Linked DNA regions of Homo sapiens: region 1 is linked to region 2. Evidence: chromatin contacts called from ENCODE Hi-C data. All regions are on one chromosome and are shown on one strand. The core of a region is the stretch at or near the end of the contact, and the rest is flanking DNA. Distances in the headings are between cores, read along the strand shown.

What was found. Hi-C counts contacts between places; a loop is a spot of excess contacts on that map. Pooled maps may share reads with other maps.
Region 1: a loop to region 2 is called in a pooled map, with 5 times the contacts of the local background. The contact joins the promoter of LHFPL1 here to the promoter of FAM199X in region 2. A Hi-C loop is called at or near these places in 1 of 50 pooled maps.

Annotation. Positions count from the first base shown.
Region 1 is chrX:112,676,713-112,682,597 of GRCh38, reverse strand. LHFPL1 (LHFPL tetraspan subfamily member 1) reads left to right here and starts at 2,660. Exons shown (of 4, transcript NM_178175.4): 1 at 2,660-2,769.
Region 2 is chrX:104,162,150-104,167,966 of GRCh38, reverse strand. It overlaps FAM199X (family with sequence similarity 199, X-linked), which reads right to left and starts at 1,514. Exons shown (of 6, transcript NM_207318.4): 1 at 985-1,514. The coding sequence starts at 1,181. RefSeq lists an enhancer at 1,172-1,672 and a silencer at 1,237-1,726.

The DNA.
Region 1 (5,885 bases), core at 1,411-3,910, 8.5 Mb before region 2:
AAAATAAATGCTTCTGTCTTGGAAGACTAGAACAGAACATACTAATAAGAGAAGAAGACGCTCTGACAAAAGAGGAAAAAATAACTTAAAATATGTTGGAAAACAACATCAACAGAGGTTCAAAGGATAATTAACAGAAAAATATATTTTCATAAAACTACCAAATGTTTGGCTTAGCTGAATTCCTGTGTGTTGCTAACTCACAGGGAATAGATTTTAACTAGTGTGGGTTAACTGGCACCTTAACAAAGCTGACAGCAAGCAGCATTTATTTTTATTTCACAATTTTCCCTTCCTTTCCAACCTCTTTCTCCTCGTAATCAACACAATGTCTCTACTATAATATACTGATGTGTGTTTAACCAGGGGTCAACATCTTTTCTCCGTAAAGAGTCACTTAGTAAATATTTTTAGGCTTTGTGGACCATAAGATCTCTGTCACAACTACTCAACTCTGCAAGTGTAGCATGAAAGCAGCCATAGATGATACATAAGTGAATAAACAGTGGGAGTGTGCCAATAAAACTTTACAAAAACAGACAGCCTACTGGATTTGGCATGCACAGTCTCCGGCTTGCTGACCCCTTGTCTAGACTGCAAAATGCTGTGGGGGTGTTCATCTCATTTGGGAAATGCTATTGTATACAACAGTGTTTGGCAAATGAAGGATGGGGATGGGGGTATATATCAGAATCACCTGTTACCCATATCTTACCCTTGCAGAATCTCTTATTCCAGACTGATTGAAGGCAGGATTTAGGTATTCCCTAGTTTCCTTTCCAATACCCATTTTAGCACCATCCTGTCCCCTAAATACATTACAAGAAGTGTTCCTTTCTCAAGCCTTTCCACATAATCTTACGAAAGCAAGGCTGAAGAGCATTTTTAATTGAAAACATATCAAGAGCCACAAGATGCAAGCAATTTTTTTCTGAGAGAGCGTTCAACTGTTAAGAACAGGAAATAAAATTTTGTCCAATAAATTAGATTATTATTTATTATACACTTAAGTGTCTATAGAGAAAAGAGGATAAAAGAGGAAAGTAAAATGGTATTCTTCTTAGAGTTTCAAATAATGATAGGTTCCCCAAATGACAGGTGTAGTCACTAAGCAAAGGGCAATATTTACTGCTGTGCATAGAGTGGGGATCATCTATTTTTTATATGTCAACATTTTCAGCCGTATCTCACACAGTTACTACGTGTCAGTTAATATTAACCTATATTTAATGAAGGAGGGCCTAACATTTCTTTTTACATAATCCTATGTCTGAAGCAATGGTTCTTAAGGGAATGACAGCTGGGAGGTTATAAAACTTAGTTGGGGGGCTTACACTGCCAAAAGTCTAACATTCCACCTAAGGAGTCATCTGTGCTTCCCCCAGAAACATGATGGCCTCAGTAAGCCATGATTACAGATGGGAATGGATTTATCACTGTGTTGTAGAACAAAACGGTAAAAATTGCTGATGGAAAGTTGCTAGATAGACAAATACATGCATGAATATAGGATCATATCACTGATAAAAGGCAGGACACAGGTGGTATACACAGAAGGCAGGAGAAACTTTGTAAGTTCATTAAATAATCACGGTACAATTAATATGTTAATTTACGGTCATATTTTGAATTATTGCCACAACATGCTAGAAAATAGGCCTAATCACCTTTGTAGCATTCTGGTGAGGGAACTGGGCCATCAGAGAAGCATGGATACTTTGGATCAGTCCAGTGTGCTCTGTTAATGTAACCATTCTTCCTTCTAAATCATTTGGATTTGTTCAGCAAAGTTCCCCATTCACAGGCCATCTAGGAGGGGAAAAGAGACATGTACGAAAATAATAATAATAATAATGATACTAGGTAGAAGATAATAAGTTTCCCCAAATATGAAGTGTCAGGGACATTCACAGGTGGGAAATATGACATCGGGTTGGAGTAGAACATCAGGCAAAGCTCCATTCATCTCCAGACCACTCAGCTCTTTTCCCAAGCAGAGTAGCAGTTATTAGTGCACTGGGATAAATTAAACACTGACTTTTGATTGTATTATTACTATAAAAATATATTAGTTATTCCTTTCAATGTATGATTTCCACAAATTCTGAAATGTAAGCTCATTACATCTTGGAGCCAAAGATTGCTCTGCTGGAGCATCTTCCCCATCAGGCAATGGAAATCAGTTTGGGGAGAAGAGGTTGTTCTGTCTTATTCTATTTAGGCATGTGTTCTCTCAGTCACTTCTAGCCACATGGGTCTGCTACCTACCATGGTAGAGATTATCTAGGGCATTGGAGGAAAATTAGAGAAAATCTCTGTTCCTCAGCAGGCTTTTGGGCAGCAAGTGAGGAAGTAAGATAACGCAGTTCAAGCGCGGGCATGCCTGCGCGCATGCGCGCGCGCTCGCGCGGACACACATACACACACACGCGCGCGCGCGCGCGCGCGCGCACACACACACACACACACACAGAGCTGCTTTGTCCGCTGTGAGGTTGGAGGTTTGGGGACTCTGTGCCCACTAAGCTACTTTCTATTTCAAGTGCCTGTATGTCTGAGGCTGGGTTTGAAGCCTCCAGCGTGTTTGGAGTTAATCCCCATTAGGTTGGACTCCGCCCCTTTCTCCCAAAGGTAAAGCAAGGTTTTCAGGCATCACTGCAAAGGGCAGCTAGTATTCCCATCCTTGTCTAACAAGCTGTAAGGAGAAGTTGTTTCTGAGATCTGAGCCTGAAGAGAGGGAACAAGTCAGTCAGCCTTCGTGGTCAGAAGGTAAATATGCAACTTGGGCCAAATGCAATTCAAACAGCTGGATAAGAAACTGCTTTGCTCTCCCCTTGCTCAGCCCCCCCTTCTCCCCTTCCTTTCTCAGGTTTCCTGTCCTTTCATCTCAAAGCTCAGAGAAGCCGTTTTCTACCCGAGGGCAGCCTGGTGCTTTTTTATTTCTTCATAGTCCGTTGTTTGCACAGAGGCTAAGATGAATCAGGGCTGGATTCCTATTTCATATTGACAAGATTTGAGGACCTAAGGGTTAAGTGCTAGTTGGTTTCCCCAGGGGAGTTGGTAACCTGAGGAGATGAAGTGCCTGTTTCTGGGAGTGGAGAGAGTGATTTTGTTATGACCTGTCTATACAAGTAAAAATGGATCCGGTTTGCTAATGTGGTAGGTTGATCTCCTGGATTTGCCTAAATCTAAGGGGTTATGCGACGGAAATGGGGTAATGAAGTTAAACTGAAATGCAAATATTGAGGCCTCTCAGGCTGGAAATAAAAGAATGCATCCATTTGGTAAATATTTATGAGTTCCTACTATGTGCCAAGGCATGACAATTTCCAGAAGAACCTGAAATACTTAAACTATAAATCCATTCTTGCAAAGAACACTTGGCCAAGTGGTTTCATTTTGTGGTGGGGAACTGAAAATAGAATGAAGCCTAGGGGTGAGGAAAAATCACCCATGGAGTGGTTGTGGGGAGAGAAAGGGGAAAGGAGAGATGTTCTAAATCTTAGGTGGTTTCAAGTCTTTTCCATTACTTATGAGAGAATAGGGTCTTTTCTGGTAGAAAGGGAGAGAATTGATACCTACTCTGGTGTTAGGTATAGTGCAGATGTTTCACTTGAATTTTATGCTTAATCATTTCCATTTTATAAATGAAACCAAAACTCAGAGGTTTTAAGTGATCTTTTTATGTGCATATAGCCTGTAAGGGGCAGACCTCAGGACTCTGTCTCTGATCTGATTCCAAAATTGTGACTTTTCCACTAAAACAGTATTCCTCAATCATTAGTTCCCATTAGAATAAATTGAGGATTTTTAACAATATGAATTCCCATAAATTCGAATTCAGTGAATCAAGGAGGGGGTGACATAGTCTGCATTTTGAACAAGCATTGAAAGTGATTCTGAACAAGCATTGAAAGTGATTCTGTTGAGACAAACATTCTTGATATACCATGCTGCCTCTCAACTTCTCTGAAGTGATTGGAAAAGCAATCAGCCCATCTTCTTCCCATATGGGCCAGATTCACTCAATAGAAGTGGTCAGCTGTGGTGACATTTTATTCCCAGCTTATACAATGGAGTGGAGAGACTAATGGGCAACAATAACAGGGCTGGGGTTTAGGGCTTAACAATGTCTTGCCAGGGATCTTGATAGGGGTAGTTTCTAACCAGCTGAGAGTGTGAGATAGAACTCGTAGCCAACCAGCTTATCACTGAAGATGATGGCACCTGTCTAGCCAGAATAAGAACTGAGATGAAGATCTCTCATTGGTACCTCACTTTTAAAATCATAGGATAGATGGGGAGCTCAAGGAGCAGCATCTTGGGGAGAGGGAAGGAGAGAGAAGCTCATATGAAATTTGGGGAGGTTATTCCAGTTCCTACCTTTCCAGTCTCAAACTCTGGAGAAAGGAAATAGCCCAGGGCCTGATGTGGAGGTTCTTTTTATGAGCTCTCTTTGTCTCTGCATGGTCAAATATATTTATTTAGAGTTGATCATTTCAAAGTTATCAATTGCTCAGTTAGTCCTTTCTCTCCACTTAGTCTCTGGCTTCCTGCCTTTTAATGCCTTACCTGCTTGTGAGCATTCCCACCTCTGGATGGAGAGATGCAAATAAACACATAAACTCACCCAACACAGTTTTGCTGGTCTTTCTACCCCAAACTAAAAAAGGAGGGAAGGAAGAAGAAGGCCCAGAAAGAAGTTCAGCAAACATGAAATCTGAGGAATTTGAAATAAAAGACACAAGTCAAAAGAGAGATCTTCTTAGAGTCACCAAGATGAGTGAGTACATCATGAGATGATTTCAGGCACAGGAGAACTCAGAGCACTTCTCATAATGGAGATAGCCAGAGGAGAAGAAACCCCTGAGGGAGACAGGTAGCAGAACATGAGGAGAGAAATGTTTGGGGAGTAGCAGTATTTTTTTTTTTTTTTGAAGCTTTGTCTGAAACAGAAAGATCTAGCATGGTCAGGCTGCTTATATACCCAACTTGATATAAGGAGTCACATCGGTCCAACACGTTTCTCTGGAGCAGGACTCTATTTACCCACTGGAAACATATGCCTGCATATCTCATTCATTTCCTAGGGAAGTCTCAACTCTGAGTAAGATGTATTTGTAACAGGATTGGCAGGAAGACAATGCACACTGTCTGGGGGCGTGAGGAGAAAGGCCTGTTCACGTTCCTTTGCCAACACCAGTGCCAAGAAAGCTGCTCTTCACAGACCAGTCCTAAACCAGCAGTCTTGCAGGCATGTTTCCCTCAGCAGCTGTTAAGTCACTGACTCCCTTTCTTACCACTTCATGTTCTAGTCTTTAATTTGCTTACTGTTTTGCCTGTACCCTCTTACCCTGGGAAAGGCAGTGCTTTCCTTAACTCAGAAGTTGCACAACAAGCTCAAGTGGAAACAAAAGGATTTGTGTCTTTTTCTGTGGGTACTGGGGAGGAGGTGATACAGGAAGGAATAGCTTTGTTTTTCTCCACCAAGAGAAATATAAAAGCAACGTTTCACTTTCATTGATACTTCATTGTAAGTGCCCATACATTAGTAGGTATACAAGAAAGTGAAAAAAGTGAGAACAAATGATTAAAGGCTTGGCAATTGGACACCACAGGGAGAGGGAGAATGCTCATTATGGGGAAAAAGGCTAAAGGTCTCCTGCTAGCAATCTGAGTTGATGAAGGGCTCTCATTTGGAAGATGGTGGCTAGCTGTTCTCCATTACCTCTGAGGACCCAACAAAAGGATCTGGCCTTAGGTTGCAACAAGAAAAGTTTATAAAGGCATATAACAAATTATTTATTGACGGTGAGAGTTGTTAAGCTACTAAGAGATATTATAGATTTCCCTTTCCTAGAGTTCTTTAAAAGTAATGGAGATAA
Region 2 (5,817 bases), core at 265-2,764:
TTTCTTAATTTATCTCCAGTATTTTCCATAGCTGAACCCCTCTCCTAGAGCCTTAACCACACACCCCCCCAGCCCTTTGTATATGTATCTCAAATATCCACCTATGTTAAAACTTGAGGCTGTATCTAGAACGTCTTCAACCCACCCCCCAAGATTTGATCTAACACGTAAATGCTTGCATGAGAGAAGTCTCCAGAACACTACCTTCTACTGAAATCAGTTAGGAGGAGATACACCCTCTGAATAAATTTGTGTAAGTCAGTCCATCCTAAGCCTTACTCTGTCTCTTCAAAGGGGAAGGAAACCAAGGGATATGTCATATGAAGGAATCCTCCAGATTTAAGCTTACCAATTTTGGCAGAGCCTAAAGCGCTAAGGCAAACAGTTAATAAAGGAGGAGGAAAAAAAGAGAGAATCGACTAGTTTCCTAGCGCTCAACTAAAAAAAAAAATGGGGTAGGGGTGGTGGCGGCGGGGGGAACAGGACTGTGAGACAGATTAAAAATAGGGAAAATGAAGCTTCTAGCTTTAAATGTTCCACCTTTCAACGCCACTTTTCAAAAGATCTATGGATTGATCTTGAGCCATCCAAATTCCTCTACAGCGTACCGGAAATGGAAGGGGTTAAACTTTTGCAGATGGATGCAAACAGGGGCGTATCTAAAAATCAAGGGTGGGGGTTTGGGATTCGTAGGGTACAGATGGGGGGAGGGAAGGGAAGCAAGGGAGGGAGAAGGTAGGGAAGGGAGGAGTCGCTATAGCCAGAATATGAATGAGGAAAAGAGAGTAAAACGCCGGTCGAAAGGAAAATAGGAGGGCAGGGGTGAAAATAGGGAGGGGGGGCAGGGAAGGAGGCCGGGAATGAGCGCTGGTCGAAAGCAGGTGGGGGAGGGGGCGACTGGAAGCGCAGCCCGGGACGAAGGATCAGGAGCGGGGGGCGACCAGAAGTGGAAAATCCACCCCTGCCCTCAGGTGCAGTTCGTACCTGTTGGTGTGGAAGCGGTGGAGCGGGTCGGTGCGATGGCAGGAGGACAGCTGGCAGCCGAAGTCGCTGATGTCCAGGCAGCCCGGCTCCTCGCTCGGGCAGGTGCCCACCCCGCGAGGAGGTCCCAGGAGTGGGAAGGGCTCCTCGGGGGTTAGAAACTTCTCGTAGGAAGTGATGGCCGAGGCCTCGTCGGACATGGTTGGAGATGGCCTGGCTCGGGCTCCCTCTCTGGCCCTGGGCTGCTCCCGCGCCCGCCCCTGCCCCCACTCTAACCTGTCCGCAGTCGCCGACGCTCCGGGGTGTGCCCGTCGCAGCTCACTGGCAGGCTGGGCGTCGCGGCCCGCTGCTGCTTGCCGGGGTGCGGGGCCGCGCGAAGAGGCTGCTCGAGGCCACAGCGGCCCACCGGCCACCCAGTTAGCGCCCCGGTGGCCTCTGCAGCTTCCGCCGCCGCCAGACTCAGCCCGTCAGCGCAGCGCCGCCGCCCGGCCCGGCCAGGCCCGCCCCGCCCACTGCGCTCGCCGCTTGCGACTGCAGCAGTCTGCCCGGCGCCCGCAAGGAGGGGAAGGGCGGCGGGAAGCCACTCCCCGTGCCCCCTGCTGGACCGGAGGAGGAACTGAACCTCCGCCCGCCGCGGCCCCAAGCGGCCCGCCCCGCCCTCTACGCATCGAATCAGGGATTCAGGCCGCTAGAAAGGCTAGGCGCCTCTGGCCAACCTCCTCCTCCGCTTTCTCACTCGTACTCGACTACTAAGCAGGAACCGCAGTCCCAGAAAAGGGACTTGGCCAAGGTCACACTGCGGGTGCGTGAGAAAACATCCAGATGCCCTGGTTCCCAGCGCACTCTTTCATTCTGTCCCAATTCAACAAGTATTTATTGAGCTCCTGCAGTGTGTGCCCAGCACCGTGCAATGAGGTGTAGGAGAAATCGTCCAAGCAGGGAAAATAGTCCCTTCCTCACCCTTGATCACCTAACTCCAAGAACCCTACGCTGCAGCCACTCGCCTACTCAGAGCTGCTGGACACGTCGTACTCTTTTGTGCTTTGCGCCTTTTGCTCATAGGCACCCTGCTTGGAATGCCCTGCCATTTCTCCCCTGCTAATCCTTCAAACTCCAGCTCAAACGTTATCTCCTCAGTGAAGCCTTCCCTGACTCCCAAAGGAGACTAAGGCACACCTGCTAATTTGCCCCCTCCCTCCCGTAGAAAATATATTATGGAGCTTAACTTGTTCAACTTGAATCAACTTGTTAGGTGTTATATAGTGTACTTTGCTGTTTATCTCATCTCTCTTCTCTATATTCTGGGCAAGTGATTCCTGTTCTTGGATGCGTAAGATTAAAAAAAAATAGAGGAAACCCCAAGATTACTAATTTCTTACTTTGCCCAAAGAAGACAATTTTTAAAACTACCTAATATTATTTTATAAAAGGAAGCACATTTTCATATAAGAGCATAATTCTTCAATAAAAGCAATTCTTTGCATTAACTATATTTATGAAGAAACTACATTGATCCTTCAGGAAAGCATAGAACTTAAATAGGCGGAAAGGAGGGGAAAAATGAAAGAAGGCAGGAGGAAGAAGAGAAAGAGGGCAGGAGAAGTGGGGGGTTGTCACTAAAACAAGCCCCATTCAGTATTAAACTCTGTGCCTTGCCCTACCAATGCAACTTATAGTGAAAACAGCTTCTCCAACGTGCCTTTAAAATGTATACATTATCTTGCTTCAGTTACTTGGTTGTTTGACTGTTGAGCATGCCGGCTTTCTTTCATTGAGATTGCAAGAAGGTGTGTTGCATTGTGTATGTGGCTTTCAAAATGAATCATTCATTAATATCTAATGAGGCTGACCAATTTAAAACTTGTGGAAGTGAGGCTGATGATGGTTTGTTCTATGGTCCCTAATGCACCAATCCCCAGGGGTCTGAGGCCAGTGAGGCTGAATGGGCCATGGCTTAGTCCCCAAAAACAAGAGACTTGATTATCCAAATGAAACAAGAGTCAAGTGCTGCATGATAATGCAGGCACTCAGGTAATAGCACCAGGAACTGTTAATAAGAAGCTAACGAAATAGTCTATTTTATTTTATTTTATTTTATATTTTTTTGAGACAGAGTCTTGCTCTGTCGCTCAGGCTAGAGTGTATTGGGGCGATCTTGGCTAACTGCAACCCCCACCTCCCGGGTTCAAGCTATTCTCCTGCCTCAGCCTCCTGAGTAGCTGGGATTACAGGCATGTGCCACGACACCTGGCTATTTTTTGTATTTTTAGTAGAGACGGGTTTTGCCATGTTTGCCAGGCTGGTTTCGAACTCCTGACCTCAAGTGATTGACCCAACTCAGTCTCCTAAAGTGCTGGGATTACAGGTGGAGCTACTGTGCCTGGTGGTCTAATTTAAATATATATACCTTTTACACATACTATAAGAGGTGGGTGTTTTTTTAAAGCGGAGTCTAATGAGAGAGTCTGTGAGGTTTCTACAAGTATGTGTTTTACTTTTGTGTTTAAGCATATTCTGAAGTATCTGTATGACCACATGATAACTAACTGCTGCCACATGATTAGGACATGTATTTGAGTTTATTTTCACAATGAATTAGCATAAGATAATACTACTTTAATTGTCATGATCCTGTGAGAAGACAAATGAGGTGCACCTCATACTTGGCATCTTCCTAAACAAATGAAGGGTTGCAGTAGTCTGAAGAGAATAAAGTGATGGGAAAGTGGAGTCAACCCCAAGACATACTTACAAGCCGAAGGCCAAGAGCATATGCTTGCCAGTCAGTAGTATGTTCACGTTTCTAGGGCAGTTTTGTTTCATCATATATACCACATTACACTGACTTTGTAAAAAAGTTTGTGCACAATTTGTAAATTTGCTTTGGTGTTACATTTGTACAAGAGCTTTATGAACATGTAGAATTTAATGTTTGTTTACATTTAAGAAATATTATAAAAAGAATTTACAGAAATGTTTGGGTGTGAGAGAATTTTTTTTAAAAAAAAAGAGGTCCCAGGCGAGGCACGGTGGCTTATGCCTGTAATCCCAGCACTTTGGGAGGCCGAGGCAGGCAGATCACCTGAGGTCAGGAGTTCAAGACCAGCCTGGCCAATATGGTGTAACACCATCTCTACTAAAAATACAAAAATTAGCTGGGCGTGGTGGTGCACACCTGTAGTCCCAGCTACTTTGGAGGCTGAGACAGGAGAGTCGCTTGAACCTGGCAGGTGGAGGTTGCAGTAAGTCTGGGCAACAGAGCAAGACTCCGTCTCAGGAAAAAAAAAAAAAAAAAAAGAGGTCCCTCCATATATTTCTCAGTGAGAAATACTGACATAGACACGGATAGCAGTACATAGAGTTGGTGCACTGTATGTATAATGTTTACTTAAATATATGGTAATAATGTATTAATACATCTTAACCAAGTTCTTAATCACTGGAGTTGATGACTGTTGGGCATCCTGCCTTCTTGTCTCACTTCGATTTGGTTTGTCCCTTGGGTGTACTTCACCTCAATGGATTTACCCAATTCATCTCTCCCTTCCATTCTCCAAGATCCTTCCTAATTTCTGTTTCTCTGAAAATGTGGGTGGGTATAGTAGTTCCTTATTTTCTCTGAAGATCTGAGCCTGAGAGCAAACCCTGGGGTAATCTGCCTTAAAGTCTTCAGATGCATAATTTACCTACCAGAGAGCTGATGGCTGCAGGAGAGACTGAGTGGTATCGAGAATTGTCAATTAACTTTTATCATTTTGTTTACCATTGGATAGAAATATACTGGACTTAACCCAATAACTGGTGATCTAACCCTTATAATTTTTTCATGTGATTGATGAGCTCGAAGTGTGTGTGTGTGTGTGTGTGTGTGTGTGTGTGTGTGTGTGTGTATTTAGCTGAGTCAAATATCACCAACAAAACCTGCTGATAAAACAAAGCTTGAATTTCTTACGTATTTTGGCAAGGAAAACCTCAACTTGCACAAAGCTTTGGCAATGTTTCAGAGGGAAATGTCTGGGCAGAATTTATTAAGAATTGGAAGTTTGATTTAAGGTGGATATTTCAATGTGGGGTCTTGATTAAGACTGGGCAAGCATCATTTTACAACAATCCAGGATTGGTGAAAGCAGCAAGATGAGGATTTTGAGGTGAGGAATTCAGAGAATTGTAGGGTGCAAACTGTTGATGCTTTCCATTGAAGAGGTGGTAGGTCTTTCAGGAAGTTCTGTGAAAGATGTAAGAATTAGATCCATTCTTTTTGTACGTGGATGTCCAGACGTTCCTACATTACTTATTGAAAAGACTATCTTTCCTCCATTATATTGCCCTTGCTCCTTTGTCAAAGATCAGTGGACATTTAAGGAAAGGATGAATTTGGCTTGGGAGAAAGAAGATTAGTGAGGTTTTTACAGTGAGTGACATTTGGCCTGGGCTTTTAGAAGAGTAGGCCAACAAAAGATGGACATTTTAGATGAAACATTGTAACCCTGAAATTATGGATCGTTTCTGTGGTGAAACTGGTGAATTTTGAAAGATAGACTTAGAAAACGTTTTTGATAATAAATGGTGTGATATCAATCATATACAATCATAGAAACCCTTGTGAACAAATGTGAACCTCAAAGAGCCAATCCTTCAAGATGAATCCGCAAATGCTAATGGCCTAAATTTAAAATAGAGAGCCAAACAGCCATGTGCTGACTAGAGGTCATACACCCACTCTGAGTTCCCAAAAAACCTCCACCTTTTTAACTTTGGGACTTTTAGAACTCAGCTGTATCAACCAATCAGAGCTCAGCCACATCAACCAATTGGGGCTCAGCTGCTTCCACCAAT